Linked DNA regions of Mus musculus: region 1 is linked to region 2. A link is a loop called in an ENCODE intact Hi-C map of the cell type or tissue named here. Cell type or tissue: left cerebral cortex. All regions are shown on one strand. Links, peaks and the distances in the headings refer to the core of each region. The heading gives the core; the rest is flanking DNA.

The links. A loop is a pair of places that touch in the nucleus more often than their neighbours do. Peaks named below come from ENCODE experiments on the same cell type or tissue, not always from the same donor. Only the 100,000 strongest peaks of a DNase experiment are listed, where the experiment ranks them.
Region 1: a loop joins it to region 2, with 2.4 times the contacts of the local background. A loop is called at or near these places in 2 of 42 quality-filtered maps.

What each region holds. Positions count from the first base shown.
Region 1 is chr12:25,085,749-25,101,101 of GRCm38, reverse strand. Id2 (inhibitor of DNA binding 2) reads left to right here and starts at 5,010. Exons shown (of 3, transcript NM_010496.3): 1 at 5,010-5,439; 2 at 5,728-5,791; 3 at 6,526-7,303. The coding sequence starts at 5,092. The coding sequence ends at 5,784. In left cerebral cortex, for the core only: a CTCF peak has its summit at 8,669 (motif pointing left); DNase peaks (open chromatin) are centred at 7,653, 8,106 and 8,668; H3K4me3 peaks cover 1,068 bases; H3K27ac peaks cover 496 bases.
Region 2 is chr12:25,972,997-25,988,349 of GRCm38, reverse strand. Gm29835 (a long non-coding RNA gene) reads right to left here and starts at 9,307. Exons shown (of 6, transcript XR_381359.2): 1 at 9,149-9,307; 2 at 7,300-8,702; 3 at 2,023-2,028; 4 at 1,325-1,486; 5 at 626-1,083. In left cerebral cortex, for the core only: no CTCF peak of the experiment used is centred there; DNase peaks (open chromatin) are centred at 5,333 and 5,588; H3K27ac peaks cover 1,229 bases.

The DNA of each region.
Region 1 (15,353 bases), core at 7,604-10,103, 890 kb after region 2:
TCTGCAGAGCGGCCAGCGCGCAAACGAGGCTGGAGCCAACCAAGGCGGGGGCAGCTCACACAATGTGTTTCTTGTTAGGGACTTCCAAGCCGGGCCAGGTTTTGCTTTTGGTGCGGCATTATAATATTAAGAAGCAGTTTGATTCCGGACAAGCCCGCCCTTGTTGCAGGCTGCTTGCGGGTTCCCACGGACGCCAGTGGGCAGACGCGGGTGGCCTGTGCGCTGCACTCTCTCGGCTTGGCGGGCTGGGGGGGGGGGCGCCCAGCGGACTGCGGCCTGGGGTCCCCACGGTGACCCCGGCTCTGGTGGTGGCCCGACCCGCGGCGCGCGCCTCCCGGTGGCGCCGACTGGGTGACGCCAGCCCCCGCTCCCGCCAGTTCGCAGGCAGTCCGAGATTGTTTACCAAGACATATCGCTCCGTCCAGTTAGTTTTCTTTTTTAAATTTGGTGACCGGAATAAAAGTCGCAGGAAAATCCTTTGTGAATGCCAAAGGCGGCCGCAAATCGGAGCGGAGCACTTTACAGTGTTGGTAACAAAATATTTGCGGCGCTCCATAGTTAAATCGGACCCTTCCGCCGAACTTCCCAAACTTGGCTTTCTTTGAACCAGGCTGAAAAATGATCTTTCTAAAAGGGGATCAGACAGTGGCAAGCAATTGGATTTGGCACGATTTTTTTTTTTTTTTTTAAAGCTGGGGCTCGAGATCTGCAGGTAAACAGAACTGTGAGGGAATCCTAGAAGGAGCTAAGGTCGGAATTGTGGCGAGCGAGGCAAGGGCGGGCCAACTTAAGGCTAAGCCATTGTAGTAGCTGCGGCGCTTCGCTAATGCCATTTATTAGCTGAGTGTGACACGAAGTGTACGAGTCTTCAAAAAATTTACCCCAAAGAGAAAAACAAACATCGTCTTGTTTGCTTTTCGTGGCTTTGCTCCTTTTCCTTCAGTCCAAGCCTTCCTCATCTAAGGCCTTTTTAAACCCAAATTCGGTTTATCTGGTTTCAGGATAAGGGCTCCCTCTTGCCAAGGTATTAAATAAACACGAAAAGCAAAAACTCGAATCCTTATACAACCCAGATGCTGTTTCCTCGAAAACCACAACAAACTCGGATAAGCCAGATAACCGCGCTGGCGGGTTGTGCGCCGCAACCCCTCCCCCAAGTCCCCAGCACTCCCACCCTCACCCTTGGGTTTTAGGGCCGGCAGAGGGTGATTCTGCAGGACAGGCGATGAAAAACTGCCGCCAACACTCTCAGCGGTGGATGAGCACCCTTGAAGGATCCCGGTGCCATAAACTATCCGGAAATGTTGGCATCTGGTTCCTAAAAGGGAGCTTTCCCCTTAAGATAAACCGGGACAGAGAAGGTATCTGCGTTTCCAGGCTGACTTACAAGTTTCTGGACTCTAGGTGATGTCAGAAGAAAACTCAGCACTATGAGGGGGCTAGGCCTGCCCCCCCGCCCCCCCCCCGCCGCTGTTGTAGCGGAAATGAGCACGCAGTTGCGGGAGCTGCACGCTGAGTCTCAGAGAGGCCAGAAGACCGGGGCAGCAATGCATCCCACCATCTCTCAGGGTGGGGGTGGGGCCGCTCTGGAAAAGTCTGCTGCTCTTTGCATAACCACTAAGGGTTCCTAAGAGGATGTCAGTAGAACGCGGCGCGGGGTGGGGGTGGGCGGGTCGAGGATAAGGGTCCTTCAAAGATTTTTTTTTCCTTTTGGAGTCAAAGCCATCCAGGCGAAAAACAAGAAGATCCAGAGGAATAATTAAATCTTGTCCTGCGATGAGACAGTGACCTCCTTTGCATTCACTTCTACCCTCCCGCCAGCTCCACGCCTCTGTTGCAAAAACAAATGAAATAAAGCAAAACCTTTTGCTTTGGCAAGGTCTAAGCCACATTACACCCCCCGTGCCCCCCTTCTGCCAAGGAAGAGTTCTTTTCTTCTCCCTCTCCAGACCTTTTTTTTTTCCTCTCTTACCCCCCCCCCTTTTTTTTCCCTGTTCTTTTCTTCTTGGTCTTCCTTCTTCCCCCAAATCACTCGAAACTTAAGACGTGCAGAGGCTGCAGGTGCGCGCAGGCTGACGGCCCGGTCAGGGCGAGCCTGGGACCGCCGGGCCTTGCAGGCATTGATCAGCTGGGCGCGCGCGCTGAGTGACGGCGCGGTTGCTATGGCAGCCGCCTGAGCGGCGCCGCGAGGACAAGGCTGCAGGGCGGCGTGAATGGGCGGCGTCACGCGCCTGGCGCCAGAGAGTCTGCTCCGGGGCTCCGGCTCCGGCCCCGCCGCGGCCTGGCCTGCGCGCCGCTGCCGCCGCCGCTGCTGCCAATTCATCACCTGTCAGGGATCACTCGGGGGGTCACGGGCGGAATGGACACAGCTGTGAGAACAAAACCGAGGGGAAGAAAGGCGAGAGCTCCCAATTGCGCCAGATGTGCAGAGAAGACCTTGAGACTCGCCCGCGCCGAGCCGGCTCCTCCCGCCCTCGTGGCATCACGCGGGGATAGTAGCCAAGGTGGCTGAGCAGGAACCTGCTTCTGATTACCGCGCGTGGCCTGGACACGGTGGGGGATCTGGGGGCCTGGTAGCAGGGCTCGGGCAACTCCAAGCGGGTCTGTTGCTTTAAATGGGGGGCGTCCCAGTAGGTAGCTGGGGTGGCCAATATCTACACACACACACACACACACACACACACACACACACACACACACACACCCGCCGGAAGCCCTTCACACCTTCCCACCACCCACGGATCCCGCCCTTACTGCAGCTGGGCACGTCCTGCAGCTGGGGCCATTTGAACTCCAGGGTTCTCTGATGAAAATCCACATCCACACCAATGGACAGATTTTTATATGCCATTATAAGCTGCCCCAAAAGGGGCTCCCACCAAATCCCCAGACCCAGACCATAATTTTAAGAAATGTCAGCCCGGGCTTGCTGTGACAGACTTACTGGTAACTCGGTCCTCTTCAGTCATTAACTTAAACAGTTTCACAATCCCCTTAAAAATGATCTTTAAATGAATGCAAAAACTGGGTAGTGTGCCAACAGAATCGGATTCAGCGCAGCTCGGCAGACTGGACTCTGGCATGGCAGCCAGAGAAAGAAACGCCAGAAAACTTTCACCATATTTAGCAATTTTACTATATCAGGGTACAGGAATGGTCTTGGGAGAAGGCGCTCATGCGTGGTCGCTGCCAGTGTGTGGAGCGATGCTGCACAGCGCTCATTATCATCCAGCCCAGGGCCTTTCTGTTGGGATAATGAGGCTGGCACGGGTGCTAACATACGGTGTCCTTGGAAAAAGCTAAGAATGCGTCAGTACCGCAGAGATGCAATGTCCAAGAATCATAAGTAATAATTTGAGAATCCCAGAGATGTTTGTTTACATTGGCTATTATTGTAAAATACTCAGAGTATAACATCATGAACCAAAAGTGTCAAAACAAAATCTGTTCCGCTGTGGCACGTATGTGACAGAAACACATGCACACAAAGTACATCAAGAGGCTCGAACTGTTGGGGGGGGGGGGGACTCAGATAGTAAATCACTTCCAGGCTTAATAACAGAGGCGAGTCGTCAATCGAACACTGTCGCTGAGTCGCAGGAGGCATTGCAAGCCTTGCCTTGCGCAGATTTTCCTGCAGGGCAGAGTCCTTCTGCAGTCTCCAAACTGAGATGGACGGATTTTACCGCCTCTACATCACCGGACTCTGCCTCCTTAGAGAGAAGCCCTGGGGCACATGGCTGTCACGTGGAGGTCAGAGACCGCCTGGCCCACCAGCTGAGGAATTAATCATTAATTGAAGGGAAAATACTGTTTCTCCACACAGAGCTTTGCCTGGATTCTGCATTCTTCCTCTTTATTGCATTCAGAGGATGTGGGGGATTCAGACCAAAAACCCTTTCTTGGGCTTAACATAAATATTTTTTTTCCTTTAATACACGACTAATATATGGTAGTCTTCAGCAAAACAAGAATTCAGAATTAAAGCATTGGAGTCAAGAGCTCTAAACTTTTTCAAAATGTGGCTGCATCTAGGAAGGGTGCTGAAAGATTCCAAACCTCGTACGTAACAGAATTTTCTTTTAAAAACAGCGATAAGCTGTCAGTCAATAGCTAGGACCACCTACCTGACAAAGAGCTTCCCAAGAGCTCTAAGTGTTGGAATGTGACACCAGAAATCACGATTTGTGCATAATTAATCGCATCACTTTGCCACCTACACTGAAGGGCACAGACCAAGGGCAGTGTATGTAAATGTAGTTCCAGTGTGCAAACCCCACTAATGACCTTCGATTAATGGAGTCATTATAGTAACCCTGCCTCATTCTTGGGGGTGGGGGGAGTTCCGAATGCACCGGGTCCCTCGGGGCTCCTCTGCGGTCTGAGGGAGACCGCACAGTGTTCCTACAATTCGTGTCACTGAGTTTCCGAGAAGGCCTCCCGCGTTGCTCCAAGTTGCAAAGCTTCACGCTAAACCTGTCGTGGACGTGTATGTGGGTAGGTTCCCCCCCCCTCCCCAAATAGCTTTCCTTTATCTTAAAAGAAGGAACACTACAAATGTGACTTCCCAAAAGCGCGCTTCTTTTCCCTTCTGCCACGGTCGCTGTCTTCCCTAACGCTAGCGACCTGTGACTTCCCGTCTGCTGTGCGGAGAGAGTGGGGCTGCTGGAAGTCCTGGGGGCGGGTATAGCTAGCTCCGGGCACACCCCCGGGGCAGGGGTCCTGCCAGCTCTGGGAATTGGAATAAGGCGGGCACAATTGCACACTCAGGCCCCCTGGGCGCCCAGCGCACACTGTACTCAATTTGCCACCCCAGCTGGGCTCTCGCCCGCTCCTCCCACCCTACAGGCATTGGCTGCGAACGCGGAAGAACCGAGAGCTCATACTCACCAATGGGAGAATTCGCCTGGTATGATGGACGGGAGCCCTTCCACCAATGGCAATTCAGGGATGCCCGATTGAGCGGCCAGGGCGAGTGCACATAAAAGACGCCCCGCCCGGCTCGCGCTTCATTCTGAACCGAGCCTGGTGCCGCGCAGTCAGCTCAGCCCCCTGTGGCGGCTCCCTCCCGGTCTTCCTCCTACGAGCAGCATGAAAGCCTTCAGTCCGGTGAGGTCCGTTAGGAAAAACAGCCTGTCGGACCACAGCTTGGGCATCTCCCGGAGCAAAACCCCGGTGGACGACCCGATGAGTCTGCTCTACAACATGAACGACTGCTACTCCAAGCTCAAGGAACTGGTGCCCAGCATCCCCCAGAACAAGAAGGTGACCAAGATGGAAATCCTGCAGCACGTCATCGATTACATCTTGGACCTGCAGATCGCCCTGGACTCGCATCCCACTATCGTCAGCCTGCATCACCAGAGACCTGGACAGAACCAGGCGTCCAGGACGCCGCTGACCACCCTGAACACGGACATCAGCATCCTGTCCTTGCAGGTGAGACTAGCTTGCAAGTACGCCACTGCCCAGACGCTCCGGGTCTCCCGAGCTGTCACTCTTAAAGCCCATCGTAGAGACAGGTTCATTAACTTTATTTTTGAGGAAACTGTATATTGAGCGTCATGTGAAATCGCTACTTATAAGTTCTGTGTGGGTTGCATCTGGATCTGCGCTGTAGCATGATCCTGTTTCATGGGACTTGTTGGCACTTTTGTGAAAGGAGGAGGGGGGCTACCTTCCTTTAAGATTACCTAATATCCTGCCTTTTATCCTCTTTCTCCCCAGGCATCTGAATTCCCTTCTGAGCTTATGTCGAATGATAGCAAAGTACTCTGTGGCTAAATAAATGGTGAGTGTTGCGGGTGCCTCCTGTGTGCGCGTTTCGGTAATGTGCTTGTGTGTCTGTTAAATGTTTGGTTTGGTAAATGCATGCTTACTTCACTGTGTTACGGGTGCCGCTTGACTTACCACATAGGCATGAAGGGGCTTGTAGCTGTGGTTGCTCAGGACTACAGAACAGTTGCCTTTACAAAAACAGAAAAGAAAGAAAAAAAAGAAAGAAAAGAAATGCCAGTAACTTACTATGAAGGTGTCAGGACCAAGTGTGGCTGACTTTTATGAGCCCAGTGGCGGTACACTGAGGTGGTAACCTCAGCTGTAATTAATCTTATCGCCACAAATTCCATAGTGATTCTCTTTTCCCAAAACTGTAGTCCTCTGAGATTTCTCTGGCTAGCTGAAGACGGCTACCCCGAGCCTTACCCCTGTGCTCTGGGATCCAGATTTCCATATCTGTTAACTAAAGGGCTGTTTTCAATCAAATAATTGTTACAAGAAGCAGACTGGCGCCTGTGAGCGGGCTGTTAGAGATCCAAATAGGAGACTGGGTTTGGGAAGTTTTCCCCTGGAGTCTCCGCTATTTTCATGTTTAATTTGTGCTGCTGGGGCCGGGTATGTGTGCCGCATCTGGACGCCAGGGTTTGGTTAAATGCTCAAACTGTGGCTTCCTCGGCGCCAGGCTCGCCCGCCTCTGCCCTTAGGTTACATTCTCCTAAACTGCCTTTCTCTCCCAATCTTTTGCAGGCATTTGGGGACTTTTTTTTTTCTTTTTACTTTCTCTTTTTCTTTTGCACAAGAAGAAGTCTACAAGATCTTTTAAGACTTTTGTTATCAGCCATTTCACCAGGAGAACACGTTGAATGGACCTTTTTAAAAAGAAAGCGGAAGGAAAACTAAGGATGATCGTCTTGCCCAGGTGTCGTTCTCCGGCCTGGACTGTGATACCGTTATTTATGAGAGACTTTCAGTGCCCTTTCTACAGTTGGAAGGTTTTCTTTATATACTATTCCCACCATGGGGAGCGAAAACGTTAAAAAAAAAAGAAAAAAATCACAAGGAATTGCCCAATGTAAGCAGACTTTGCCTTTTCACAAAGGTGGAGCGTGAATACCAGAAGGACCCAGTATTCGGTTACTTAAATGAAGTCTTCGGTCAGAAATGGCCTTTTTGACACGAGCCTACTGAATGCTGTGTATATATTTATATATAAATATATATATATTGAGTGAACCTTGTGGACTCTTTAATTAGAGTTTTCTTGTATAGTGGCAGAAATAACCTATTTCTGCATTAAAATGTAATGACGTACTTATGCTAAACTTTTTATAAAAGTTTAGTTGTAAACTTAACCCTTTTATACAAAATAAATCAAGTGTGTTTATTGAATGTTGATTGCTTGCTTTATTTCAGACAACCAGTGCTTTGATTTTTTTTATGCTATGTTATAACTGAACCCAAATAAATACCAGTTCAAATTTATGTAGACTGTATTAAGATTATAATAAAATGTGTCTGACATCAATGCCGGGATTCTGAATGGTTTTTGAGGTGTCTTGTGTTTGCTTGGGGCACCTCCTTCTGTTCTCTCACCCCCTCTATCACATGTGTGTCCCGTGGCGGCCCAGTAGACTGAAACATTGTTGCCATTAGGAGGGATGGGGACTGGAAACGCAACACACCTAGCAGTGTGGCTCTGTGCCTGTGCATTGGGACTAGATTTTAAACGGGACTGTAGAAGACTCCCCTTGAGTTCCTAGGTGTGCCCTCTAGAAAGACACCTTTGGAGCAGAGAGAAAAGGGGCTTTGGCTGTCACTGGTCACCCCTGGGGGTTACGCTTTTAAACCTGGCCACGAACTCCAGAAGTCCTTCGTCTCCTCCACCTGTGGCTCACCCAGGCCTGCCTGGGCCAGCTGCTCTCCCAGTTCTGTGGCTATTAAGTGCTCTTCACCCTTGACTGCACTCTGGACCTCAAGGAACGGAGGGAAGGTGCGAGAAAAGCCCCTCCCACTCACCAAAAAAAAAGGTATCACCAACATTTCCATCCAACTCAGAGCCTTGAGGACACCGGGCCGCTAATTTGAATATGCATTCAATAGGTGCTTAGATTTAGTTCCCAAGTTGCAAGTGACTTGGTTGGGAAGGGGTGGTTCTGGAAAGTAGTCCAGGGAAGACAGGCACAGCCTAGAGAAAGGATGGGACAAGAGGTACGAGTATGTGAGTCGCACCTGGTGCCACTTTCTAGGCCAAGCAGGTGTTTGGGTGGCGCCTGCTAGTCTGCCTTGGCTGCGGTGTTTCCTCTCCCCTGACACCGAATCCATCCTGGTGAATGGAGGAGGGGCAGCTTCGGTTCCGGTGGTCCCCGCCTCCTTCCTGCAGGGCGGGGTTGTCCCTAATGAATATACCCGGGATGCACGCTTTGCCCATTACACCTGGGTTGGAGACTGCGCGAGCGAGAGCCCTTGGCAGCCGCCCAATACACTAGTCACCTGTTGCCTACTATAGCCCCTGCATGCACACCGGGCCAACCCAGGTGCGCTCTGCCATCCCACCCACCCTCACCCTTCTGCCCCGCCACACACACACGCACACACACACACACGCACACAAAGCGGGAGAGAAGTATGAGAGAACAAGTTGCTGCCCCAACCCTGCCTGTCCTCAGCTTCACGTCTGCCGGATCTCATTCTCCCCTCGGATGGCTTTGGGGATTTGACCCTGAAGTACAATTGTGCCATCGGAACTGCAGGCCCCTTCGGAGCACCTGTAGGGTCGCTGGACAACCAGCGACACGTGAATGACTTCTAATCAGCCTCAGCCTGGGGGAAAGTGGCTCCTTTGGAGGGGACTTCTAACTGCAGCTGGTCGCGCCGTGGAGGCCGAGCGCCACCTTCTGGCAAATATGAGGATCGCCGCTGGCCTACGGTTCTGCTGTACACAGGCATGGATGCAGGGAGCCGGTGGCCAGCAGCGTTATCCTGACCAAGCCTTCTGAAAATGATTGATGTCATCCCTAAAGACTGCCGCTAGCACGAATATATAAATCCGCTCCACCTCTTTACTGCGTACAACCTATTTGCCAATTAGCATCTTACTAGTTATGCTATCTCCCGCCTACCAGTTTGTGACTGGAAAAATGACTGCACAGTTGTTAGGTCAGAAAGTTTGGCAGCATGCTTCCGCACTTCTGTCCCTAACTTTTTTTTTTCCTTAATTGCTTCATGCCTTTTAACCAGAGCCCCAAGTGTTACTTTATCTCAGTGGTTTTCAACCTGTGGGTCGTGACCTCTTTGGGGTTGAATGACCCTTTCATGAAGTCATATCTTAAATATCCTGCAGATCGGATATTTGCATTATGATTCACAACAGTAGCAAAATTACACTCATGAAGCAGCAACAAGAACAATTTTATGATTGGGGGTTACTACAACGTGAGGAACTGCATAAAAGGGTTGCAACACTGGTAAGGTTACGGACCGCTGCTTTATCGGAATGAAAAATGAACAAAGCCTCCTTACGCGAGACCTTAATGCCAGGTTTGGTTTTTTTTTTCTTCCTCTAAATAAGATGTAGGTCTAGAGGGTTTGTGCACATTTTATCAGTTTCAAAAATTCTTTCAGCTTCTAAATTTGAGTAATTTGAGATTTTTTTAGAAAAAGATTTATTTATTGTACATATGAGTGCACTGTAGCTGTCTTCAGACACACCAGAAACGGGCATCAGATCCCATTACAGATAGTTGTGAGCCACCATGTGGTTGCTGGGAATTGAACTCAAGACCTCTGGTTGAGCAGTCAGTGCTCTTAGCTGCTGAGCCATCTCTCCAGCCTGAATTTTGAGATTTTTAAAATCATAACATTGAGGCAAATTTAAACATTCTCATGCTTCATTTGCTGATATTTTTCACCATGTAAGTTTTAAGTTTCCTTACATTGGTTTATTTATAGTGCTAGTTATCAGACCCAAGGCCTTGATAATACACGGCCGGCACGCACCACCAAGCTACACCCCCAGCCCTTGACCTTACTCTTCTCAGAACGCTTTCTCTGTTCCATTAACAAGCTGTGGTTTCTAAGATAACTCCGTCTCCAGCACGATGCTGGGTTTGTTTCTTTAGTCTGTGGTGATGTCTACTACAGATTCTGCTAATGCAGTACCTTCTTTGTAATTTTGAGAAATAAAGAACTTTTTTTTTTCTCTGCACTGCCCTGCACTTAGAATAATAGTCACACTGGTGTCAAACGATACTGTAGGTTAGTTTGTTCCCAGTGCCCAGTGCTGTCTTAAGATCCTTAAGAGACAGGCAGATGTGTGTCCCTCCATAGTACAGAAGCTGGTCCATACACACTGGTGCAGTCAGTGGACAAACCACTTTAGTCTCTCCGTGCTCCCTGTTGGGAAAGGGCTTCCAGGTTAGAATCTAACAGCAATGACTGTATTATTCTTGCTAGTGAAAAGCTGATATAGAAATTCTTAAATTCAATGATCCTCTGCCCCAGAACTCCTCAGCCTGATTCCCCATGTGTCCTTTAAAGTTCTGATCACAGCCGGGCGTGGTGGCGCAGCACTCCGGAGGCAGAGGCAGGTGGATTTCTGAGTTGGACACCAGCCTGGTCTACAAAGTGAGTTCCAGGACAGCCAGGGCTATACAGAGAAACCCTGTCTCGAAAAAAAACAAAAATAAAAATAAAAAAAGCAATAAATAAATAAGTAAAGTTCTGATCACTTGCTGTTAGAAAGGGGGCTCCAGGCTTGGGTGTCCTCTGGCATTAGACCTACCTGGCACTGCTATTCAAGCAGAACAATGGTGATGGCCTATAGAGGACCTTGGTCTGAAGTCTGAATTAAGCAGAACAATCCAACTGGTATCTAGGTGAGCCTGGAGGTTGTCCTATATAAAACGGGAAGAGGCCAAAAGACCCTGGCCTGAGATCCCAATCAGCCCTGCCTTCTGCCACCCAGGCTGCCCACAGGCTTCCAGGTGGTATAACCCCTGCCCGTGACTGCCTGGGTGATAATCCTGTAAGTAAATAACTGTCATAAATTCATTGGCTCAGCTTTATGGGATCCTTCCTCTGTCTGTGAGTCTTTACATCTCCCCAGGAAGATGAGGACATGGCAAGGACCCTGTAAGCAATGGCAGCAAGATGATCAAAGAAGCCTGGAGGTGGTCACTGTGTTTAGTGAAGTGGGCCCATGAGAAAAACAGGCCAAGACTGCAGGAGGGTGGAGCTTTTCTAAGGGCACATGCTCTCTCTCTCTCTCTCTCTCTCTCTCTCTCTCTCTCTCTCTCTCTCTCTCTCTCCCTCTCTTCCTCTCTTCCTCTCTCTCTCATACACACACACACACACATACACACGGGCATAAACATACACAGACACATACTATGGGGGTGGGAGGAGAGGTGAAGGGAGGAGGGAGGAAGGGAGAGAAGGAGGGAGAACAGCGGCAGTAAGCAATGTGCATATACTTGGGCCAGCCCCAGGTAAGGTGACTCCTGTAAACAAACTGGGACTTTGGCCAATTAAAAACAAGATGTGGCAAACTGGGGGAGCAGATTGGATCAAACCATAAAGTAGAATGGATCTGTAATATACCAGTAAAATAGCCCAGGTACCTGGGGTAGCTCCTCTTAGAAGAATGTGTCTGCCCCTCCCTGTAGGATACCCCCAGAGAGGCCCCTAGGGTGAGTAATTTGGAGTCAGGCATTTCCTGGTAGGAGAGATAAATGAGGCAGCAGTACTGGGCACTAGCTCTGTGAGGTTACTGTCCTTGGAGTGACCCGTCAGGGGAAGTCCCTATTTGCCATCTGTTGAACTTAGGCCCTGGTTCTTCTTCCCAGCCCCATGCTCCCAGAAATAAGACTCAGACTCAAAATATATTTACAAACACCTTGGCCATGTAGCCTGGTTCTTCTCTGACTAGATAGAACTTAAAATATCCTGTTTATTCTAGCCTACATTCTGCTACACGGCTGGTTACCTGTGCTTAGTTACCAAGCATCTGTCTTTATCACATCTTCCCAGGTGATCTCCCAGAATTCCTTCTCCTCCAAGATGCCCCACCTTCTATTTCCTGCCTAAGCCGTAGGCCATGGGCTTTCTAATTGATAAGTAATGCATCCATACGATACACAACTCAGTCTCTCTACAGTCATCCCATGATGTACGTGTGATGGACCATACATGTGCTTAAGACGAAAGGCGGCACGTGCCCAATGCAGGAACAGCTCATCTGTCAATCAAGCTAAGAATCCTAACCCCACTCCTCACCCTGAGGACCAGCTCCTCCCTCCGCCTAAACTCATTAAAAAACAAAACAATGGGGGCTGGCGAGATGGCTCAGCGAGTAAGAGCACTGACTGTTCTTCCAAAGGTCCTGAGTTCAAATCCCAGCAACCATATGGTGGCTCACAACCATCTGTAATAGGATCTGATGCCCTCTTCTGGTGTGTCTGAAGTCAGTTACAGTGTATTTATGTATAATAAATAAATCTTAAAAAAAAACAAAAACAAAAAACAAGCTCTGTGCTTACTCAAGCCAACTTCCGACCTTTGCGCTGTATTCTATGCTCAACTCTTTTTCTAAAAGCACACCTGACCGTGGTCACTGTGTGACGTGTCCCTTTGTTTTAGATACTAAAGAACCTGGGATTCATGCCCATCTCAACATGGGAATGAGGTTTCTTTTCAAATTCACAACCAGACTGCCCTGATCTAGAGTAGAGAGTCATATACAGACCCACTTACTATAGCAATGTTAATGCTAAGAAGAGTTCATTAAGATGGAAGTAAGATTCTAGCCAGCGACACCCTGAGGACCCGACTGACAAAAGCGGAGTTTGTTTTGTTTTGTTTTGTTTTGTTTTGTTTTGCTTTTGTAGAGAAAATGCACAGGATTTCTCATCTAACGGCTTCGTGAAAGATAGTTATAATCAAAAAAGATACAACCAGCACTGGAAACGATTTACTGTGTAGGATATACAGCACACACAGCAAAGGGGGAAATCAATGTAGAGAATCTAAACTACGAACAGAAAAGTGATCAGGAAAAAAATACACTGGTTGAAAATGTAAGAAAACCACAAAGTGCTACATAAAGACAGAAAGAGATCAAAATGAATAAAATACAAGTAATATGGTCACTGTGGGTGAAAATAAAAAAAAAAAAGAAACCCAAGGAAGGAAAGGAGATGAGTGCTCCTGGGTGTGGTGGAAGAAAAACGTTTATTGTAGATGTGTGGGAGAGCAGAGCCAGAAGCAGGGACATCTGGGAGAGTCCAGAGTGGACATGGGCAGATAGGGCTGGACTATGGGGTGGGGGGGGGGGAGGTACAGCAGCCAAGACAGGCAAAGGAACAAAAAGCACAAGGAACCAAAACGGCTGGATTATGTGGGGAAGGGCACATAGTCCCTGGGCAGCAGAAGTTTAGGGTGGGGTGGCAGGGTTTGCCAGCCATACTCTAACAGACGGGGACTGAGGGATGCTGGAATTACCTCCAGACCAGGTCCGATCTGATATATAAATAGGCACCTCAGCCTTTGGTCCCAGGGTTTGAGACTTAACACGCTGAAATTTAAAACTATGTACAGGTTAAAATCCAGGTTCGGAACTCCTGAAGAAAGGAGAGATGCGAGGAAGAGAGGCCTGAGGAACCTGCACAGGGAAAGAAAAATATCGAAAGCGAGGCGCAAGTACCCCGTGAGGAGGGCTTGGCTGACGGCTGCAGCTATGAAAATCGTTCATCCCAGCCAGTAACTCAACATGAGGCATGCCCGGCCTTAACCAAGGTAATAGTTTATCCATCCAACTGTGCAGTAACAAATACTCATAGAAAGCAAACACAGCTTATTTCATAGGCTAAGAATGCTCCGCTCCATAGCTGCTGCTAGCCTTGGGTTCCACAGGCCTGGCACCTCCAGGATGCTGGGATCTGCCCTGCAGCCGAGACTACATAGTCACCAACAGACTTGGTGCCTCTCTTCAGGAACTCTGATCCTGCCACATGGCACTGAGCTCCAGCTTCTCTCCACGGCCCCTCAATCCCCAGCTTCCTTCCACGCTGCCCAGACCACCCTGTGGGAGAGTCCACACATTACCAAGTTTGGCTGCCAGCTTGGGATGCACCACAGCTCTGTGCACTGACCCTGTGGAAATTCTTGCCAGATTTTTTTTTACCTCAGTGATGCTGGTCTCTTATTAACCACAGCTGATTCTTTGGCTCCAGCTAACGAACATCAGTTGTCCAATAAAGCAAAGGTTTCACTTCCAAGATTCTAAATCCAAAACACCAACAGCCCGGATGAAGTTTTTGCCTCCCTCTGAAACTTCACAAGCCAGGGCTCCATGTCTGTGCCTCTCAGCATGCTTATCTGTTGAGCGCCCTTAACAGCTCATTAAACTCTGAGTACTCAACAGGGATTTATTCAGCTTGCTTTTCCTCCCCTTCCCCTTCCCCTTCCCCTTCCCCTTTCCCTTCCCCTTCCCCTTCCCCTTCCCCTTTCCCTTCCCCTTCCCTTTCCCCTTCCCCTTCCTCTACTTCTTCTTCCCCTTCCTCCTCCTCTTCTTCTTCCTCCTCCTCCTCCTCTTCCTCCTCCTCCTCCTCTTCCTCTTCCTCCACCCCCTTCCTCCTCCTCCTCTTCCTCCACCCCCTTCCTCCTCCTGACCTTCCTTCTCCCTCCTGCTCTTCCTCCTCCCTCCTCGTCTCCCTCCTTCTCCTCCTCCTCCTTCTCCTTAGGTCTCACTATGAATCCTTAGCGTGCCTCAAACTTATAGAGATATCCTGCCCCTGTCCCTGCACCCACACCGGATTCCTACCTCGACTCCAACCCCAGCCAGACCTCACCCTGCAGTACTGAGATCAAAGGTATGCACCACCTGCAGGCTCAGTTTGCTTTCTTATACAACCCAGAAACACCTGCCTAGGGAGGGCACTGCCCACAGTGGGCTGGGATCTTCCACATCAATTATTAATAAATAAAATGCCCCCACAGACCTGTCCAAAGGCCAAAGTGATAGAGGCAAACTTTTCAATGGAGGCACCCCTCTTCCCAGGTGACTCTAAGTCATGTCAAGTTGATGAAAACTAAGCATCAGGTCTAGTGTGATTACATACACATTTGTTCATTAGCCCATCTGGCCATAGCCTTGGAGGCTACCTAGAAGTTTCCTTGCTGAACTATGAACTAACACTGCCGTGGATTAATGGATTTAGCATCTTTTTTCTTCTTGGTGTTTGTTTTCCTCTCTTATTAAGCTTGCTTCAAATTCGGCTCAAAAATTGTGGTAGTGGTCTTATCCTCACCAGTGGGTTGACATGCACACACGTAGAGGTCAAAAGACAACTGTGTGGAGTTGGCTCTCTTCCTCCACCTTTACAAGGGTTTTGGGAATACAACTTAGCTCTCCAGACTTTTGTGGTAAGTGTTACCTGTTGAGCCATCTCGTTGGCCCTCAACTTGTTCTAAAACTAGGTGTCTAAAGGAGATAACCAATCAGTCACCACTGCCTTCCTAGGGTGAGTTGTTAGGATAATTGATTTAACATGGGGTACCAGAGGTCAGTGTGTTAAATC
Region 2 (15,353 bases), core at 4,561-7,060:
CAGTAACAGTCAACTTGGTAGATGTGGAATCCCCTTGGAGACAAATCTCTGGGCAACTCTGGGAAGGAGTTTCTAGATTGGGTTAACTGAGTAGGGAAGATATGGCCTAACTGTGAATGGCACCATGCATAAACTGAGGTGCTGGGCTGAATGCAATAGAGAATGAGTTAGCTGAGCACCAGCATCTCGCGCTCCCATTCCCAGCTGCAGATGCAATGTGACCAGCTGCCTCACTGTGCGTTTCCAGCCATCAGGAATTGGATCCCCAAACCACGAGCCAACATAAACTCTTCCTTATGTCGAGTTTGTCAGGTGTTTTGTAGCAGCAATGAGGAAAATAATGAATGTAGGCTCCAGCTGGGTCTTGGCAGAAGTATTCTTCTGGAAGCTCCAGAGAAAACGGTTTCTGTTTCTTCCCATTTCTGCCAGCTGCAGCATTCCTTGGTTTCTGGTCTTGTCACCCCAGTTGCTGATTCTAGGCACAAGCTGGCCTCTCTGATCTTCCTGTCGTGGCTTTAGAAGTTAGTGTGATCTCATTGAGACTCCCCCAGAGAGGTCAGGCTAATCTTCCTAAAATAAATCCAGTGATCATAACTGCAAGGGCCTATTCAGTGTGAATGCTTACCTTCAAGAGGTGCTGGGGAGTCCTGCATGAGCATCTTTGGGAATGTACATTATCAGCTGACCACAGATACTAAGAATCCTGAAGAATAATGAGATCAGAATATTTAGATGTCAATAAATATTTAGAGGAGCAATCAGCTTTGATTCTCTGGGAATAGTGGCTCCCTAGCTCCACTCCCCACTGCCCCATGGAAGCCTCTCTCTACTATCTCCTTAGCAAGAGTACGCACTGCTTCCTCTGCAGCTTCGAACAGGCCTTTTGTGGCCTCCACTCGTACATTAGCCCTTTCCTCCCTCAGAATGCCTGTGTGCTCTGTGGCCACTATTCCTCACCTTTTCAAAAGAACTGAGTTTCAGGTCTACAAACCAAGTCTTTGCTGGATATACAAAGTCCCATAAGTAAGAAGGCACATTCCTGCAGGACCACTCCTGAACAGTGCAAGACTTCTCGTAGTCCTTCTGTAAACATAATACATTTTTTTTACAACTTTCAGCTCTCTTAGTGAGCTTTCCATGATAATGCTGCTAATACTGCAATGCAAAATACTTTATTGAAGTTCTGCAAAGTGACCTGATGGTAATTTAATCAAGGATGCTAACTTCTGCACAGCCAGCTAGCACCCCTGCCTGGGCTCCCCTCCCTCACACAGTGCTACCCCTGAGTGAGACGGGATATTTCTAGCTATAAATGGACACTCACTGCAGCAGTGTTTCAGACTCACTCCTGCCTCCTCTTGCTGTTCCTCTTCAGTCTTTGATCATGCCGTCACCCTGGCAGTTTGAGGTGTGGTCAAGAGAAAACTCACAGCAGCAGCTCTTTTCCTACTAGGCGCCAACTCCAAGAGAAGCAAGCCCGTATTTCCTATTTCAGAGAATGTAGAATCTGGTGAGCAAAGCTTTGATGGATCCATTTAAGAGTCAAGAATTCCATTAGCAAGCCTTGTGTAGCTTGAACTCCAGAGCCTCTGTTTCTCTCATCTGTGCAACTATCCTGATGGATAACACAATTTCTATACGCTCCTGCTGAGAAGGAGAGCAATTAAGTATAAAAGACATCCAGGCACTCTGTAGTATGGACCTATAACCCCAGCACAGGCAGGCTGAGGCAGGATGATCTGGATGCCAGAGCAGTCTGGGGTATACAGTAATTACTATCTTGAGAACTAACAATGCTTCTCTAAAACTGTGTGTGCACTCATGTTAATAAATAATATGTGTGATGCATATAGAAACGTGATTTATGTGTTTATATAACGGTAGAAATAAAAGAACAACTGCCCACAGCATGCAATCTTGTTTTTTACAACTAATACTCATTTTAACCACATTATCATTAGAAATATGAGTGCGTGTTCCTTTATATTTTTTATGTGTAATCATCATACTGTTAGTGCTCACCTTAGGCTGTGTAGAGAAGAAGTAGGAGAATGACGAGATGGAGATGAAGATCTCAGCAAAAGGTTTAAACTCCAGCCCACACCTGAGTTCCTTAAGTGAGATCCTGGTATCCAGGGAAATGGAAGAGTCTCGGTTCCCCCACTGTGTGATATGTGGATGGTAATGCTGACCTTATCAGACTTCTGAGAAATAAGACTCAAAAACCAGATAACATGGAGAGCATCCAAAACCATTCAGTAGCCTGTATACTCACTCAATCAGGGCTAATGCCAGGTCTCTTTAGACTTCAAGGGTAGGGGAGATAATATTTATTTTCTCTTTTGAGTACCAAATTGTGGTTTAAAGTGACACACATTGGCTAGCTGATAGATCTACAGGTCAGGGGTTCTGCAAGCCTGGGTACTTAGGCTTTTTTGAAACAGAAATTAAAGCATCAGATGGCCAAGGGTCTGTGCAGTAGTCTGGTGCTTATTGCTGTGATAAAATGAGAGAGAAAAACTCGTTAAAGGAGATAAGCTTTAGAAGTGTTAACCATGATGGGCTACCTCATTTCTTTGGGCCTGTGCAAAAGTTTATGGCAGTGGAAAAGTGTCCTGGGGTTCATTAGATACAGCTCAACCTTTAACCCAGGAGCCTTCAGGATCATTTTAGATTCAAAGCATAGCACACTGTAAACTTGACCCAAGGATTCTGCAACCCTGAAAGAGTTTGTTGTTCCCATGCCTTCTTCAGCTAACAGAGCTGGGCAATCAGCTGGCCATGGTAGTACAGCAAGAGTCCCCTGAGAAAGGAACTGAGGGTTTTGCAAGCTGTAGTGCCTTTTCTTAAACACGTTTCTCTGTACGCAGCCCTTCCAAACTTAGATTGCACAGAAAACCTCTGTTTATTCTTCTCATTTTGTGACAAAATACCTAGCAAAAGCCAGTCAATGAAGGAAGGAGTAATTCTAGTTAACAGTTCTAAGGCAAACAGCTCTTCATAGTGGTAAAGGCCTGGCAGCAGGAGCAGAAGGCAGCTGGTCCCATTTCCCCTATAGTCAGGAGGCAAAGAGATGAATAATGATTGCCGTCTCCTCTTTATTCATTTAGGGCCCCCAGCCAATGGAACAGTGCCATCAGTATTTCAGGTGTGTCTTCCACCTTCAGTTAGCCTAATCTATGAAATTATTCACAGGTATGCCCTGAGACTTGTCTCCTAGGTGATCTCAGATGTTGTCAAGTTAACAAGAGTTACTCACCATCACATTTACATGCCCCTCATGTTCTCTGGAATTGCAAAATTGTGGGCATTAGGTATACTGTTGAGTTGGATTGCATTCTTTCCAGTACTTAAAATTGATAATGGAAAATGCTGAACAGATAAGAAATCAATGAACAGCATTATCTCTGATCATTTGAAATTCACCAGGACTCAAAGTGTACAAGCATCAAACACGTAAATAGGTACCAAATTATGTCTTGAGAATGCTGGGAACAAGTTGATCACAGAAAAGTTAAAGGATTTGCCACCTTGGTAACAGCGGCATGCCACATGGTGTTTTCATAGCAAATTACCAGTCAACAAATGCAAAGTGGGCTGTGCCTCAGCAATAAATTCCATAGAAAACATCACATTCCTCCTCATTCCTCACCAGGTCTCATACTGATAACACTGGATATGCTTCTCAGTGTGTTGATGGGCACCTCAGACTCTGGAGGAACTACCAGCCTGGACTTCACTTTGACTTCTCTCTCTCTCTCTTTCTCTCTTCCTTCCTTCCTTCCTTCCTTCCTTCCTTCCTTCCTTCCTTCCTTCCTTCCTTCCTTCCTTCCTTTCTTTCTTTCTTTCTTTCTTTCTTTCTTTCTTTCTTTCTTTCTTTCTTTCTTTCTTTCTTTCTTCCCTCTTTCCTTTCTTTCTTTTCTTTTCTTTCTTTCTTTCTTTCTTTCTTTCTTTCTTTCTTTCTTTCTTTCTTTCTTTCTCTTCTTCTTCTTCTTCTTCTTCTTCTTCTTCTTCTTCTTCTTTCTTTTTTTAAGAACTCGTGATAGGGATGAATCAAAGACCACGAGAATGTGTAATAACAAAACAAGAGTGGATTTAGAATCCAGACAGAACTAATTTTGCACTCAACACATTTCACTTGGAAGTAATATTTTTTTTGTTTGTTTCATTTTTTTTTTCACAGAAAAAACATGGCTGCTGTGATTATCCACAACATTCACACATAGGGTTGATTTTAAAAAAGCTTGGTACCTGGGATGCATTCAGGTGAAATAGTAGTTGTTATTAGTAGCTAATATTATTATGTCCACTGAATGTAATATGACCCTTAACAATATTTATTTCTGCATATACATGGTCCTTAGTGTAGGGGTGTGTGTGTGTGTGTGTGTGTGTGTGTGTGTGTATCTGTGTGTCTGTGTCTATGTTTCTATAGGTGTGCTTATGGAATTCAGACGTATTACTCAGGTATATCATTCCTCGGAACTGTACAAATTGTGTTTTGAGACATGGCTGCCTAATAGAGGACTGAGGTTTAACAAATAGGCTGACTGCCAGGTAAACCCCCATGACTCACTTGTCTCTATATCCCTGGTGCTGGGACTACAGATGCATGCCACCACACCAGGCTTTCCTGCATGTATTGAAGGTAGAACACAGGTCTCCATGACTACCTGACAATGCCTTCACTGGGTAAACAATATCCCTAGCCCCTGATTTTTAAATACACATCTACTAACCCAACCTAAAGTCTCATCCAGACCTTGAAAGTCTAAGTGAGGAGTCAAAGCCACACAAGTGGCCCGTCTAAATTTAGAGCCAGAAAGATCAATAATAGACTGATGATATCACCTGCTTGTTATTTCAAACCAGTCAGGGAGGCAGGACTCCTGCATCACCAAGAAAGAGCCTATGAGGCTAGGCCTCCACCATGGAACTGAAGGTTGGCCTCTACTACAGTGCTAAGGATAGACCACTGCTACAATGCTAAGGCTAGACCTATACTACAGCACTGGAGGGCAACATTGTCTGTACTGAAGAAATTAGGTCATCCATTCTCATTACTTGTCTCCAAAGCCCCTGGGAATTATTTGTTCTTGGTCTTCATGTGTATCTCACCCCAGAATTCCACTGGCCTCTAGCTCTCTCCTTTTCAGTCAGTGTGAAGCCATCATCTTTGCAGACAAACTTTTTTTTAAAAACAAGTTTAAAAATGTACTTTGTAAAACTAGAACACAGAATCTTTTAAAAAGATTGTTATTTTCCCCCTTAAGCATCTTCCAGAAACAGCCAGCAAGGAGAGACACATCCCCCACACAACCCACACAAGAATATCAAAATCTGTTTGATAATGAATTTGAATTTTTTCAAAAAAATCCATACGCTAAAATCGTTCTTATTTTTAATTTTTCCCTCTTTTTTCAAATTCATGGACATAATGTTTCTTATTGCAACTCAGAAACATCTCAAAATAGCTGCCAGAATTTTACAAATAAACATAAAACCAAGACTTTTGCAGTATAAAAATAGTTCTCACTTCTGCTCTAAAGGTTGGTTGCCCTTCTGAATCTTCGGCAGGGCTGGGACTGCACAGGCCTCACAGGCACACTGCCACAGGGAGATGAGACCAGTTTTCCTCTCTGGAAACACTCAGACAACATTCTGTGCCTTGCATCTCATATATGGAAGTGCAGTCCTTATTTTAAGTAAAGATGGGAATGCGGGTATAAGGCTGAACTCACACAGAAGCGATCGGTTCAGTCACACTGTAATTCAGGCAGGGTTATAAGCATCAGAATTCTTCCCCTCCAAAGTTTCCTGTGACAAATATTAGTTTTTAAAGTGCTAAGGAATATGACAGCTCCTTAACTTAAATTGTGTCTCTAGTTAAGTAAGGGGAACAGATGCCTTATAATTGCTTCAATACAGCCAACATATCCCATGACTCTGCTGTAGAGGTCAGCTCTGAGGTTGAGGTCTAGCTTCAGCACTGTGGTAGAGGCCTATCTCTACCTTGTGGGTGGGAGGTCTACCCTCAGTTCTGAGGTGGGGGTATATCTTCAGCACTTTGGTAAAGGTCTATCCTCAATGCTGTGTTAGAGGTCTATCCTCAGATCTGTGATAAAGGTCCACCCTCGACACCAAGGTAGAGGTTTCTCCTTGGTGCTGTGGAGGCCAACAGTCAGCTTCACTGTGGAAGTCTAACCTCCGCACCAAGATAAACATCTACTCTCACAGCTCCCTTCCTGGTGGTAGTGCAGTCCTGTCTCCCTGATTAATCTGAAATGAAGAGCAGGTGATATCATCAACATGTTATTGAAGCCAAGTCCTGGAATCTCCATTTTGATTGCAATTACTTTGCCTACAATAGTGAAAATCATTGCCCTTTCTGTCACAGAAAGAGTAGGATACCCTAAATTTGATTTGAGCGGTGACAGTGAAACACGAATTACACCTGTGTTTAGATTAATAGCATTTTGCATGATCAGGTAATTTTTTTTTTGGTACTTACACCTCATAAAGTAAAAATCAGGAAATTGAATTTCAGTTTCCTTTGTGATTTTCTGCAAGGGTTTACAAGAGGACTCTGCCTCGTTTTCTGCTTCCCTTCTATCTCCACACTAGTTAGCTCCTTTCTCTCATTTGAACTCTTCCAAGTGTGTCCACCTTGGATCTCCAGACACATTTTATTGCCGTGTCTTCTACCATGAGGTTTGGTGGGGGACAACTTTCCATCACTCTTCTGCATTTCTTCATGATTTAAGAGAGAGGTGGGAACTGTGGAGCATCGGACCATTTATTCAAAGACATCTGTACAGTAAACAACCTTGGGCAACTGGGACAACATCTCTCTCACTCTGGAACAAAAGGCATGCTTACTGCCCACTGTAAAACATTCAGATGGCCTCAGTAAGTAGTCACTCTATAAAAGTAGACATGGTATTGTCAGGGGCCAACCAGCTCTCTCTTCATTGCTACTTGAGGGATACTTCTCCAGCAACTGATCTGATATGCTGACATTCTGGTACAGCCTTCATTTGTGACCCTGAACCATCTTGCTTATACACACACACACACACACACACACACACACACACACACACACACATTTATATGCTTATTCAATTGTTTTTATAGCATCGGTTAAATGGTGGTTGACTAAAACTGTTAGTTTACAAGAAGACAAATTACACATCCTGCATTCCTGACAGTTTTGGTTATGACATGAAACACCAACAGGGGTAGAACCCTTTGAAAGAGTACAGAGTACAGAGGAAAGCCCAGAAGGCTTTGCTTTACCTGTGGAGTCCATCTACTGAAGAACGCAGTTGGCCTGGCCCCAGCTGTTTCAGTGGGAAGTAGCAACTATGCCTCCTGGAGCTTACTCAGTGCTCAGAGTGTGGGCGTTAAGGTGCATGTTCTGGGTTCCTTCTGTTGCTGGGATGAATGCCCCCTCCTAAACCAACTCAAGCAAAGAAAGAATTTAGCTTACACTTCCATGTCAGAGTTCATCACTGAAGGAAGTCAGGGCAGGATTTCAAACAGAAAATAAAGTAAAAACCATGGAGGGACATGTAACCTTGCTCTCTAGTTTGCTTAGCCAGCTTTCATGTAGATATCCCAGGCCCATCTAGCCAGCTATGGTGCCAGCCACAGTGTTCTGGGTCCTCCCACATTAATAATCAGTCAAGACAATTTATCACAGACTCAACCACAAACCAATCTGGTCAAGGTAATACTTTAATTGAACTTTCTTCTGCATTACTGAAAAGTGGAAACGTTGAAAAACAAACAAACAAACAAAAAAGCCAAGACACACACACATCTCACCACAATAACAACAAGAACAACTGACCAGACTAGTGTTGTTTTCTGTTGACATTTATAACAAATTTTAGGGACAAGAATAGGAATCTGATGTAGGGATACCTCACAACCTCCAAATAATGGAGGCAAGGAGACACCAATTCTCTGTATTTTCCTCAAGTATGCTTAGCCTCCCCTCAAGACAGGGTGGTGATTTAGCCCTTCCTCTTTTGGATGACCCTAACGTTGACTGACAAAAGAATTCTAAACAATGAAGAGTTAGCCTAGCCTGGTTTTTGCTTGGCAGAACTTCTGTAAAAAACAAACAAACAAACAAACAAACAAACAAACAAACACCTATGAATGTTTCCCCATCCCATTCCTTGGAATACTACTCATCAACTGGAAGGAAAACACACACTGTACTTACTTTTCTGGTATGGGCAAATAAGACACCATATAGATTTCCATCATTCAGTTGTTCCAACAAATATCATTATAGAATCTACACTTGGAAACTTAAAAAAGTCTTACTTAGACTACCTAACATACCTTCTTTCCAGGAGCCTCAGGTGTACAGCTGGGTGACATTTGTCCCCCTAATAAAAACACAGGGTTTAGTTGTAGAAGTAAGGGGTGGGACCGTGGCAGGACAAGCCTCCCTAGAGAATGGTGTCTACTTGTCTTGTGAACAAGGCCTTTGGAGAATATCTTACAGCATCATGTGTACAGGGAACAGTCAAATGGGAAGGCTGGGAAAGCAAGGTCATGCATGCTTTCTGACTGTCAGAGATGGAGGTTTTCTGAACTTGGAGTTTCTCATTTGTGATGTGGCCTCCTGCATATTCAGATACCATCTCTCATTGCCATCTTCTGGAGGACTCTGTCTTGGGGAACTGCAGAGAAATGGTTATTTGTTGTCACTGTCAGTACAAGTAAGAAACAAGCTCCCGCCCATCTATATCCTTGGACACCTGTGCCTTATTCTACCATTCATGAACATTTCTTCATCATCTCATTACCTCTTCATCATCACAGCTTTTTCCCAGATGTTGCCTGTGGTGCTGGCAGGATGGTTATGCAGATAGCAGCACCTGCTGTAAGCTCAACAATCTGAGTTCGACCCACTGACCCCATGTAAATGTGGAAGGAGAGAACCAACTCCATAAAGTTGTCTTCTGACCTTCATATGTGCACTGTGGTGCACACACATCCTAAAAGCATGCATGGGCACACACACACACACACACACACACACACACAAAATCCTCCTCCTCATCATCATCATCATTATCATCAAACTACAAAAAAAATTACCTTCTAAGAGATAATAACACCTCACCTTCAAGCTCTCTTTCTTTGCGAATGTTCCTCCTTCTCCATGCAGTCTGTTATTTGCTCATACTTCACTCTGCACTTATTTTCTGACTGATTGCATGTATTGTCTGTTTCTTGGGAACATCACGAGTTTCTAAGTCCATCCTGCTTCTAGTGGTTTGAGCGGTTCACAGGACTAAATGAACATCCAGCAAACTGCTTTGGAAAAGCATTGGACTTTCTTTAAAGAGCCGTGGGGAATCATAAAACAAAGATTGTACGTGCCCTTCCATTTTTGTAGGACTGAATCTTAAAAGAAATATGAACAGTGTCCTGAAAAGATACTTGAATATTTGTAATTCTATAACTCAAAACAGGCCACAGAAGGGGGAGGTTTTAGGGAGGTAGGTTTAGTTGAAATACAGAACATTTTTGATACCGCAAAATGTTTAAACAACTGTTAGCAACCCCTTCACAAAAGGGAACAATAATCCCATAATGTGATCTTCAACTCTGCAAATCAATGCCCACATATGAAAGTAACTCAAGTCACTCGCGTTTTACATCACTCTAACTTGCACTGGAAAAATCCATAAATCTTTACTGCAGTAACAATCCCTTATTGACAAAATGACTTTCTGAGCTACAGTGACGTAGTGTAATAAGAAGCAGAGGTTTGGATCATTTTGGTGGAATGAGTGGATAGGGACACAGATCAAGGCACCATGTTAAACTAAACAAAACAAAGTATTTGATCAAAATCAGTTTTATGAAAGGCATATGCAACTCACAGTCAATAGTGGGATTAGGTCCAAGACACCGACATGTGGATTGAGTTTGGATGAAAACCACTCTGGTTTGATTGGCTCCGCATTTAATTGGTTTTGTTTCATTTTGATATTCATAGTAATTATTTGTGGTGTGGTACTTTGAGGGGTAAAAAGGCACAGTGAAGATTACCATGAGCTCACACGTTGTGGACACTACCAAACATTTAAGGAATGATTTAGCTATAAATTGTTACATGTTCTTAAAAAATGAAGACAGTGACAGAGTTCAAAGGGTCACTGTGAAAACATCTCAAAAAAATGGGGGCGAGTGTATTATGATCAGGTTTCCATTTCCTCAACTCTGTCACTGTATTTTGGTTTGGTTTGGTTTGGTTTGGTTTGGTTTGGTTTGGTTTGGTTTGGTTTGGTTTGGTTTCGGGTGCCAGACATTACTTCTTAGAGTAAGTTTTAGCTTTATAGAAAATAAAAAAGATCAGTAGAACATGATTTGTCTCCCCACAGTGTCATGAGTAAATCTCATGAGTAAACACTTGGTCCCCAGATGGCGGTCATATCTGGAAAGGTTATAGAGGTCGGACCTCTCTGAAGGAAGTGGATCACTGGGAAAGGGCCCTGACACTTTGTATCCTGGCCTTACTTCCTGTTTCTATTTCCTGAGTGCTATGGAATGTGACTTGCCCACTTTCTGTCCCTGTCTCCATTGCCTTCCACCTGCTGCTGTGCCTTCCCTATAACAATGGCTTTTAGTTCCCCAAGAACTAAAGCCAAACAAGCTCTTTCTCCCTTCAGCTGTTCTGTCAGGATTCTATCACAGGATTGGGAAAAGAAACTGAATAGATCTCCTGGTGCTATTAGCACCCTGCAGAGGTGAACTATGCTGGTCAAACTTGAACTTATCCACCATATTATTGTTGTTTGGTGTAAGCTAATGTCCATGCTTTCATTAAGAGCCTTGCTTTAGAAGGTATGGCTTTGTTTTCCAAATTCTACCCAATATGTCGAAATTGTATACTACATTGTCTTTTCAGACTTTTCCTCACATAATAAAATATATTCAAAATGTCATGCTAACTTTTATGAATCTTAACACTCTTAGTAATGTTAACCTCCATACAAAGATTCATCATCTCCATGAAGTCTGCCAGTTCTTTTTGTTCGACTTTACATTACAGCTAAGATCTTCTGACAAGCTCAAGGTTAGGGAGGCTGATGCCGACATTTTTCCCTACACGTTCTATGCCTTTGCTCTATATTGATAGTCTGGATCATTCTGAGTCAATTTTATATATGTGATGGAAAGTCTAACTTTATTCTCTGCAAGTAGGATTTCAATTTCAGCACTATTTACAACAAAACAAAACAATCAACAACAACAGAATTCTTTTCCTTGCCCATAAATACACCTGGTCCCTTTGTCAAAAATCAGTCAGTCAGAGCCACATAAGCTATGCATAGGCTCTGAGTTCTCTGTGTGTGTGTCCTTAGGCCTCTAACACAGAGTCTGGATTCCTGGACCTTTACAGCAAACCTGGAGGTGGGAAGTATGATTCCTCTAACTCTGTTTTCTCTTTGAAAATGGTGTGGTTTTCAGCTGTCTCTTGATAGTGTGTATCAAATCAACATATTTCTCTCAGATTATGTTTATGATAAATTCTTGAGATAGACTTGCATAATTTTACATGTATTTGCATATTTTAAGTTCAGTATAGGTTTGGTTAAAGAGCTTTTTACACTTTTACGTAGTTTCAGAGAAAGTATACTTCTACACTCATTCTTTGGATTCTTAACATCTTTAACTTCAAGTGAAACTTGATACTTTTTCACTTTGCATTTTTCTCAATGAATCAAAAATTAACAGAGCCATTTAAGCCCAAAAGAAAAACTGGGAATAAATGACCATCTCTCTGATGTTTCAGGTATCACACTCAGCAATGCTAAGCTTCCCCTGATAATATCACCTTAGCTGCAATATTTCTACCAGTGGACATTTGAGCTTCATAGAGAATATGTTGAATCTTCAGTTATTTGGCAATATTCATATTTTACAAACCCACGAACGTGGTTGTCTTTAAAATTCTTTAACTCATGTCATCAAAGTTTTAAAATAGTTTTCAACGTACAAGTCTTTTGCCATCTTGGTCCAATTTATTTTTAGCTTTTTTTTTATTGTCTTTATGGTCTATAGCAAATGAAACATTTCTTTCTTTTTTGTAGTTCAGCTGTTCTTTTCTGGCATATTGAAAGGCAGTGATGCTTGTAGGTTTTTACCTTGAAATTTTTCTGTATAGATTCATTATTCTGCTTGCTTTATTGTAAACTTTTAGAGCTTTATGAATCTGGTATAGTGCGTTCTGTCACAAAAGAAATTTGTGCTTCGTCTTTTCTAGTGTAAACGCCTTACATTTGTGTTTTCTGCCTAAATTGCTCTAATTAGTATTTCTGGTTCCGTGGTGGAGAGTAATGGAAAATCCCAGCCCTTATCCTGTTCGAATATGGAGCATGATGTTATTTGCTCAAGATAAAAATAAATACCCTTTATTATCTTGAGAAAGTCCCTGTTTGAAAATAAAATTCAAGAAATACCTCTCAGATTTCAGGGCTGGGAGTGTGGCTCAGTAATACAACACTTGCCTAACACAGACAAGGTTTGATTGCAAATACTGCAAAGATATTGTTAGAGTTTCTGGGTGAGTACTGAGCTCAACAGCTTTTGCCTTTGGAAGCTTGGGCTTTGGTTTCCTTCTGGGCTCCACACATCTCAGCTTCTAGCCTTGCCAACCAGCACGGAGTTCACAAGGTGAATTTCCCATGATGCTGTCTGGCCACACGTGGCAAATAGACAATCTGCCAAGGGTTCCCCAGATCAGGTTCCCATAGACGTTACATAGTTTGAAAAGTTGTATGAGAAGCAATTAAATTGCCTAAAAATAATTCCCCTTCTCTCTGAGGCTGTATAACTCTGCTGTTTCACGGAGCCATCTTAACTTTCTGCATCAACGGGAAATTTCAGAGTCGAAAAAAAATGAGTGCAGGACAAAAACGGTGATGATGACCTGTGTGGTGTGCACACAGCTCGCACACATTCTTCTGGAGGATGCGGTATCTGCTTTGTTCCTGCCCCTCTCATGCCTTTGTGGGGGTTTTGCTGGTCGAGATGTTGTTGAGCTGATGTCTTTAGAATGCGAAAGGGGAATGGGACAAGGACAGGAGCATGCCAGCCAGCGCTTAACTCTGCATTAGCATCCCGGGTTCTTCCTGCCCCTTAATTTTACGACTTTATTTACTGAGTATTAGACTGAAAGAGTAATCAAAATCAAATTGCCTGGCTTGCACCTGCAAAGGCCTGGAAGTGATTTATGGCGTTGCCAGGCTCAGGCTGTTCTTTTGGATGTGCGGTGCCTGGGCAATCATCACCTCAGCTGGGCTCCATCAGGTAGCCAGCAGGTGCATCAGACCTGGGGTGCTCCAGCAACAATAATCCGGGGCTAAGAGTGACATTGTCTTCCATGGCATAAACAGTTAGATTCTACTATTGTTTATAGTTTTGTGGGGTTTTTTTAAAAAAAAACATTTTTTTAACTTAGTTTTATGTGCATGTGTGTGCATGTTCCACAGCATGAATGTAGAAATCAGAGGACAACTTTCAGGACTTAGCTATCTCCTTCGCCCTTGTAGGTGACAGATTTTGAACTCAGGTTGTCAAGCTTGGCAGCTAATGCTGACCTAAGCTGCTAGTATTTCTTCATCATTAAGACTGCAAGTTTCAATGGAGGAGCTAGAGAAAGTAGCCAAGGAGCTAAAGGGATCTGCAACCCTATAGGCGGAACAACATTATGAACTAACCAGTATCCTGGAGCTCTTGACTCTAGCTGCATATGTATCAAAAGATGGCCTAGTCGGCCATCACTGGAAAGAGAGGCCCATTGGACATGCAAACTTTATATGCCCCAGTACAGGGGAACGCCAGGGCCAAAAAGGGGGAGTGGGTGGGTAGGGGATTGGGGGTGGGTGGGTATGGGGGACTTTTGGTATAGCATTGGAAATGTAAATGAGCTAAATACCTAATAAAAAATGGAAAAAAAAAGACTGCAAGTTCATATTTATTTCGGACTTCATGCTTAACTGCTTTTTAAGCAGAACAGGAGTTGTAGGAAGTATTTGTATTTTCTTGCTTCCTGTGACCATTCTTCCTGATGAGAAACAACATGGGAAGCGAAGGTGCATGCGAGCTGAGTCTCCTAGGAGATATACAGTCTCTCAAGGCAGGAGAGACGACAGCATGAGGGATTTAGTTGCAGTCAAGGAGCAGAGAGAGGTGAGCACTGGCACTCAGCTTGGTAAATCCTTATTCAGGCCAGAAACCCAACCCATAAAATGGTTCTGCTCACATTTATGGCTCTTTCCTCCCCAGTTAACCCAACCTAGAAACTTCCTTCCAGACACGCCCAGAGATTTGTCTCTTAGGTGATTCTATATGCTGTGAATGAAGCTGACTGACTGAACCATTCAGTTACAGGGAAAGCCTTTCCTTCTCTTCCAAAGCAGAAATATTGAATGATTGCACTTCTCTTGTTTGTCCAAAGCAATGGTAGGGTATGAGCAGAGTGGTCTTCACTGTTAGCATAATCATTTCATCTTATTCACAATAGCCTCATGTGTCAATCACATTATGAAAGAGACGGAGAAGATAGTCTCTTAAATGTAATTTTCAACTTGAGGTATGTAGTTTTGAATGTCACAGTGTCCCACGAATTAAAACTGCCTGGCGTGTAAGTACTTCTGTCCTGTCAAAGCTTTTATCCCAGCAAGGAGGACATACAGGACAATGCTGCCAGGAAGAAAATTCAGGGACAAAACAGGGCATGTTGAGGGCCAAGCCTAAAGCGCTACAACAACGAGATAGATTTAAACTGAAACTTGAAAAAATTAAGATTTTTGCGAAGTATCTCTTCTAGCTAGAGATGTAGGTGATATAAAGGTCTTGATAAGTCAGATGTAGACATAGCAGGAGATTACAATAAAGACCAGTATGTCTCAGTGTATGAAAAGAAAGAGAGAGGGGGGAAGGAGAGGAGAAGAGGGAGGAAGAGGGAGAGATGGGGAGAGGGGGAAAGGGGAAAGGGGAAAGGGAAGACAGGAGGGAAGTGGAGAAGGAGGGAAGAGGAGAGGAGAGGAGAGGAGAGGAGAGGAGAGGAGAGGAGAGGAGAGGAGAGGAGAGGAGAGGAGAGGAGAGGAGAGGAGAGGAGAGGAGAGAAGAGAAGAGAAGAGAAGAGAAGAGAAGAGAAGAGAAGAGAAGAGAAGAGAAGAGAAGAGAAGAGAAGAGAAGAGAAGAGAAGAGAAGAGAAGAGGAGGCAGGCTGAGGACTGAAGATGGTGACATGGGCAAAGGTGAAGTCACATGTCCTGGATACTATCCTGGACAATTTTATATCAACTTGAT